Regions from separate parts of the Homo sapiens genome. Here region 2 is linked to region 1. Evidence: chromatin contacts called from ENCODE Hi-C or POLR2A ChIA-PET data. All regions are on one chromosome and are shown on one strand. Each heading gives the region's core, a stretch centred on a gene start or an enhancer-like site at or near the end of the contact. The rest is flanking DNA. Distances are from core to core; before and after follow the strand shown.

What was found. A loop is a pair of places that touch in the nucleus more often than their neighbours do. ChIA-PET counts read pairs that join two places held with the same protein, here RNA polymerase II (POLR2A). Pooled maps may share reads with other maps.
Region 2: a loop to region 1 is called in a pooled map, with 3 times the contacts of the local background. The contact joins two enhancer-like sites. A Hi-C loop is called at or near these places in 1 of 37 single-sample maps with no recorded cell type and 5 of 50 pooled maps. POLR2A ChIA-PET finds 5 or more read pairs at or near these places in 1 of 52 experiments (activated naive CD4-positive, alpha-beta T cell).

What each region holds. Positions count from the first base shown.
Region 1 is chr5:112,145,129-112,148,513 of GRCh38, forward strand. It overlaps a transcript of EPB41L4A not described here. Among named protein-coding and RNA genes, the nearest start is that of EPB41L4A-AS1, 14 kb to the right of the region's middle. Within about 2 kb of position 1,328, at least 5 of the 41 ENCODE cell types and tissues checked have a DNase peak (open chromatin) inside an H3K27ac peak, as active enhancers do.
Region 2 is chr5:111,253,363-111,257,085 of GRCh38, forward strand. The region is part of intron 1 of CAMK4 (calcium/calmodulin dependent protein kinase IV); the gene reads left to right. Among named protein-coding and RNA genes, the nearest start is that of CAMK4, 31 kb to the left of the region's middle. RefSeq lists enhancers at 139-228, 1,037-1,126, 1,347-1,616, 1,777-1,826. Within about 2 kb of position 1,494, at least 3 of the 41 ENCODE cell types and tissues checked have a DNase peak (open chromatin) inside an H3K27ac peak, as active enhancers do.

The sequences.
Region 1 (3,385 bases), core at 78-2,577:
AAAATACAAAAATTAGCCAGGCGTGGTGGCACAAACCTGTAATCCCAGCTACTTGGGAGGCTGAGGTGGGAGAATCACTTGAACCTGGGAGGTGGAGGTTGCAGTGAGCCAAGATCACATTGCTGCACTCCAGCCTGGGCAACAGAGTGAGGTTATATAAAGTGTGGTTCATCTTAATTTGATAACGGAGATTTTATGTAAAATCTCTTCTGCACCACCATTTTAGAGATCTTACTTGAAGTGCTGACTTGTCAATGACAGAGATACTGAAGAAACTGCTAAATGAATGCTATTTGAGATGGAGATTTTGTATTTTTATGAATCAAAATAAATAAATAAAAATAAGTTAACTCTGCTGACAGCCATTGTACACAACTGATTTATACTATCTTCACTGCCAACTACATTTCCTGTCTTCTTCAGATTTGTCACAGCTACTTATCCTGTATACATGCTATTGACTTTAGGACACATGTAGTGGCCTTTACATGTAGTCTCTTTAAAACAATTCTTGCTATACTACCAAGTTTAACCAGCCTAAGACTTAGGATCTTGATTTGACCATTTAATTTATTCTATTTAATTTCACATCATCCCAAATTTGATAAACGTGCATACAACATCCTCAACCAAATCACTGTAAAAAGAATTAAAGAAAAAGGCCAAGAACAACCCTAGACACATTCCTCCATTTGATATCAATCTATTAAATAGCTATTGAGACAATTATCAATATACATAATTACACTTACATCCCAGCCCCAATATCACTTCATCCAGAAGTGTATTATGAGAGACCTTCTGAAGTGCCTTGTTCAAACTCAGATTTCCAAGTTCTCTGCCCTTTCTAGGTCTGGAGGTCTGGACACCCTGTTAAAGAAAAAAGTTTGCTGTGACAAGTGTCAAACCCAATCTGGCTTCTCATGAAGTAGGTGCTACTGCCTCTAGGGACTACTCACCCATTCATCTGATAGGGTCTTACAGAATCGAGACCACATTCACTATTGTAGACCAAAGTTTATTGAAATTACTACTCCCCCTTTTTAGAAATGTCAAGCATCGCGATCCTCAAACTTCTGCCTTTCAGCCATTCTTGGGCTCACCATGATTTCTGGGAAGGTTTCATATTCTCAATTTCAAGTTCAGAAATATAACTCACCCATTTGACAGACTTCAGATCTCTAATGGAACAGCTGCAATTCTCTTTCAGTGGCTAAAACCAAATACTAACATTAATACATGAACAGCCCACTCATTAGAAACCCAGGTTTTGTGTTTAGTGCTGTTTGAGTAATTCTGTGTCCCACAGGAGCAGAGGATCTTCCAACGCTGTTTGCGCTCCCCAAAGACTCTTGCACCATCAAGCTAACAGCAAGGTTACTGACGGAAACAGATTTTTCTAAAAATATCCTTGGCAATGTGTGGACATGAAACACATGCCACATATATTTAGTCATAAAAATATAAAAAATTTATTTTTGTCTAGCAACTATTTATTTCCAGATGTGTGACTAAGCACAGCAACCAAATCATACCTGACTTAAAAAAAAATTAAGACCAGTCGAGCTGCCTAACCACAGAAGAAAGGTCTATTAATAATTTAACCCTCGTTGCTACTGGCAAGCTGGCTGCAGACTGAAGCACCAGCTTTATCCTCCTGGTTAGCTTAGAACATAGAGTCTGCAGTACAGGAATCTTACCACTCAAAGATGTTTCATACTTGTCTGAATTGGAATGCATAAGATGTAACCTTAACAGGTCTTTTCTATTAATTAGACGAGACTTTTATTTAAAGAAAAGCCTCACCTTGGAAAAACAAGTATGAAAAATATAAAAACCAGGTTTAAAACACCTGGAAAATGTGGTGATTCTACTCCAATATGACTATTCAGTTGTTCATTTATTCCAATTAAAGTGTAATCCTGTAATGTGTAAAGTGTAATGTGCTGCTCTAAATTAGTGTGGGTTTTGTGCTTGGCTTGTACTGCCACCTGGTGGTTTTCTACATGTAGTAACATCAGACCCAGGAATGTCTTGAATTAGTATTCATTTAGCAGTCTATTCAGTATCTCTGTCATTGACAAGTCAGCACTTCAAGTACGATCTATAAAATGGTGGTGGAGAAGAGATTTTACATAAAATCTGTGTTATCAAATTAAGACAAACCACACCTTATTTAATCACATCATTTTTATGTGAACACATTTAGCATAAAGATTAGCAAATCTGAGCCGGGTGCGGTGACTCACGCCTGTAATCCCAGCACTTTGGGAGGCCGAGGCAGGCGGATCACCTGAGGTCAGGAGTTCGAGACCAGCCTGGCCAACATAGTGAAACCCCTTCTCTACTAAAAGTACAAAAATTAGCCGGGTGTGGTGGCATGTGCCTGTGGTCTCAGCTACTTGGGAGGCTGAGGCAGTAGAATCACGAACCCGGGAGGCAAAGGCTGCAGTAAGCCAAGACTGCACCACTGCACTCCAGCCTGGGCAACAGAACGAGACTCTGTCTCAAGAAAAAAAAAAAAAAGATTAGCAAATCCATAATGAAAATTCCATAAGAGAAAAAAATTTAAGGGTAATTACACCCCCAAAATAAGAAAAAAATGAATGAAAAAGACAAGGCCTTTCCAAATATAGGCCTACCTGGCTTTTGATAAAAACAGGCCTAGCGCGGTGGCTCACGCCTGTAATGCCAGCATTACAGCATTTGAGACCAGCCTGGCCAACGTGGTGAAACCTTGTCTCTACTAAAAATACAAAAATTAGCTGGGCAAAATGGCACATGACTTTAGTCCCAGCTACTTGGGAAGCTGAGGCAGGAGAATTGCATGAACCCAGGAGGTGGAGGCTGCAGTGAGCTGAGATGGTGCCACTGCACTCCAGCCTGGGTGACAGAGTGAAAAAACAAAAATAAATTAAAAAATAAACGCAAACACCAGAAAATTGGGAGTTAAATAGTATTACTATAATATAATAGTATTACTATATAATATAATAATATAATAGTATTACTATATAATATAATAATATAATAGTATTACTATATAATATAATAATATAATAGTATTACTATATAATATAATAATATAGTTTAGTAGTATTACTATACAAAAGTAGTTTCCATAGGTTTCTTTGATATGTTTTAGAATTCATGTTTCTCTTTTGTGAAATGTCTCTTTTTGACTTTGGCTCTGATGATTTCCCAGTGTTCATATGGATAAATGTGAATATTTTAAAATTAGGGTTATATTTCTTTTAATTACATTTATTATAAGAATTTTACCAATTGATACATGGAATTTTCTTTAATTATTACTTTAGTGACAGAACAGTTTTAGATTTTCCCAAATCAAGACTACCAATTATTTTCTTATTCCATTTTTTTA
Region 2 (3,723 bases), core at 244-2,743, 890 kb before region 1:
CCTGCTTGCCCCGGAACCTGGGAGGAGAGACATTTCCAGTTCCGGACAGGGTTGGGCTGTTCTGCTGCAACAGATGGTCAGCATTTGGTTTTCTCAGTCATGTCACCTGGGGAACTCCAATACTGTTTTATGTTCTGTTTCTTACTTTTCATTTAAAAAGAAGCAGAAAGAGAAGCACCATGCCATATCAAAATAGCTGACAGCTTCCATGTTGAGAAAAATGAAAGACAATTTTTTGAAGAGAACAGAAATGAACAAATGTACATGGTGCATTTGCTAAAATGCTTAGCTACAATTTTATGATGTTGACTTTATTCCATTTTGTGAAAAACAGAAAAGATTAGCTACTGAGAGGTTATTGAGTATATTATATACAGGCTTTTCTTTCATTTTTCAATAGTAAGTGAGACAAAAATTTCCATTTTAATTTTCTAATTTGATATTCATATATGCACATGGATATTTCTTCATCTGAGATAAGACTGTCATTATCAGCTTCATTTGGTTACATAATGACAAGTCAACTCACTATTTAAACCATTCCCAAATAAATTTCAATTATTTAAATTATAAATTATCTGTAATGTTATATATAAGCATTTTCTTTTCACCTGGAAAAAGCATTTCAGAAATCTTTTTGTGTGCAGAAATAAAACTCTGGTAAAACTACCATAGTTTAAGATCTGAATATTGAATCTGGTTTATGAAAAATAGAAGCTCAGAATAAATTATCATTGTCTTGATTATTCCCGCACATGGATGTGGAAGTGACTCAAATTTTACTCTTAAAAGGTCTGTTTTGGAACTTGAGGGCAAGGGCCTTTGTTCTGCCTTCTAGGGTATAACCAGCTCTGCTCCTGCTTCATTAATGTCTATAAGTTTGTTACAAAGACAGAAACTGACAGGAAATGAATTTAGGGTAGGGGGCACTGACACCCAAAGGGAAGTCACTGTGGACAAGACCCTCTGGGAGGCTGGCAGAGATTGCTGCCACGTGGCCATGGCAGTGTGCGCTGTGAGATGATCCCAGATGTCTGCACAGAATCCCTTCCTGGAGGTGGAGAGGGTTGACACCCTTGTAAAACACAGGGAACAGACCTGCTAACCTCATTTAATGCCTTCACACTCTGTAATGCCAGAAACTAATATTAATATCAAAATACAAGTTTTAAAGTGTGTCAGAGATGATGTTCATGCAGAATGTGAAGAAATTAACATATTGAGAAGGAAACTGAAGAACCAAGGGGTCAGTTTCTCTCAGCATTCACAGAAATCTTCCTGCACATCCCATCTACTCCTGAGTATGTACATTTCCACCTGATTGCCAGCTCCCCCAGGCGAAGGAGTTGTTTCTGCTAATCCCCCATCAATGCATCATGCACACCGCTCTACATCATTAGGCACCTGCCTTTCTGTGAGTGATGGTGATAAAAATGAAACTAGCCAAGTATGTGTGGATCATTGGGTAAAAAGGGTACTGCAGTCAGGTTCTCGGGATTTCCCTGGGGACTTTTGTGGTTTGGAGGAGCTGTTTCTGTAGTCTGTGCAAATACTGTGATGAGGCCCACATCAGATGCTGGGGGGAAATGTGAAGCACCTCATGGCAGTAGCATCACAGTGAGCTCATTGATGAAAAAAGAACCCAACAAAATCCCAGTACTCCTAAAGCTATACTTTGTCCAACTTTTACTTAGTACTTAAAAAAAAAAAAGAATGGTTTTATGTGGTGTTTAAACTGGGCTGTGTATCAAAATTCCCTGGTGTAATTGAAGTACATTTCTGATGGACATTGTTTGAAGGTCTAATTTTGTAGTTGCATGTTGTCTGAACTACTGTTGATGGCCATGAAGCCCTGGTTCCTGAGCCTTATAAATAACTTTGGTCTGCCCATCCTGTGCCATCATCACTTCCATTGGATCTGCTCACTTTGGTGAGCTATGAATGGAAAAACTCTTCCCAAGTATCAAGCAATTATATTTCTCCTTACAAACAGAAAGTGTTTTCAGTGATCTTTATGATAATCTGAGTGGGTTTTCTTGGATTCATGCCCAGCAAGTTTATTTTTGTGTGTAGTAGGCTGATTTTCTGATTTTTCTGTACATTTCTTTGTAGAGTTTACCGAACTGTTTATCTTTGCTGACAACTTCAGCTAGGTCAGAGTTTGTGTAAATTCAGTGAAGCTTTAAAAAAGCCATGATCTAAAGTTCCCTAAGATCTTTATTGCTGACTTTTAGAGTCATGATTTTGTCACAACCTTAGCTGAGCCTGTCTCGGGAATGGAAACAGCAGCTGAATTGTGTGTTTGCATACCCGAAGCCCCAGACCATTCTTGCAAAGCCTCCATTATTTGTCTTTGTAGTCTCAGAAGCTTTGCATTTATGGATTCATTGTATCATCATTTTATGGCTATTTGGAGTCTCTGATGATGTTCTAATTAAATGCCCATTTCCTGCTCACCACTGTTTTATACCGCTTAAAATGCCAACTTCTCCCAGTGTATTTTTGGATATGTGAGTAATGGGTTGAATCAATAGTGTTATTGGAAATTAACTGTTTTTAAGGCTAATGATGTAAAGATTAAAAACATTTCCCCAAGGTCAGTTTCCTTATATTTAGAATGCATACACACACACATATATATAGCTGTATGTATTTTGATATAGACTAATCGATCACAGAATTCAACTGGATATCTCACAAAAATGATCCTGTCTTACATCCATACCATGGCTGCTACTCAGTAATAAAAAGCAAAAAATGATTGGTACATGAAATAACTTGGATGGACTCAAGGGCCATATGTTAGTGAAAAAAGCCAATCTCAAAAGGTGTGATTCTGCTTATATAACACTTTCAAAATGACCAAATTATAGAGGTAGAGAACAAATTAGTCGTTGCCAGGGATTAGGTATGGTGGTGCTATGGTGGGGTGGAATTGGGTGTGATCACAAAGAGGAACATGAGTGATACTATTGTGGGGATGTAATAGTTTTGTATCTTGGTTGTGTTGGTGGTCAGATTAATCAACATGTGAGAAAATGGCATAGAGTTACACACACACATTGCACAAATGTCAGTTTCCTGGTTTTAATATTACTATGATTATGTAAAATATAACCTTTGGGGGAACTGAGTGAAGGGCATGTAGGACTTCTTTATACTAGTTTTGAGACTTCTTGTGAATCTAGAATTATTTCAAAATATTTTATTTGAAATGGGCCAATAGTTTTAGAGAGCCCTAATAAAAATGAGCCTTTTCTTACCAATCAATATCGGTAATAAATGCAGTAATTGACTCTCAGAGCTAGAAAAGACATATAGTATTCACACATAAGTACCAGAATAATGTGGCAGCCCAAGTCTTTTTTTAAAGCTGTTTATAGCTTCTAATCTTGGCAGCAGCTTATTATTTTTGAAAATGTATTAACTACCATGGGCACACTTGTAAAGTGATATTCATTGCTCACAACAGTATCTTTGGTCTTCTGTATTTTGAAAGTTTACCACTTTGGACAGTAAGAGTCATGCCAGCAACATTCCAGCAGTCCTTCAGACAAATCCGTTAAAAAAATAGACATGGCTTTTAAGCAGAAAATTGAAACTGGATCTTTTCTTTACACCTTATACAAAAATTAACTCAAGATGGATTAAAGACTTAAATGTAAAACCCAAAACTGTAAAAACCCTAGAAGAAAATCTAGGTGATACTATTCAGGACATAGG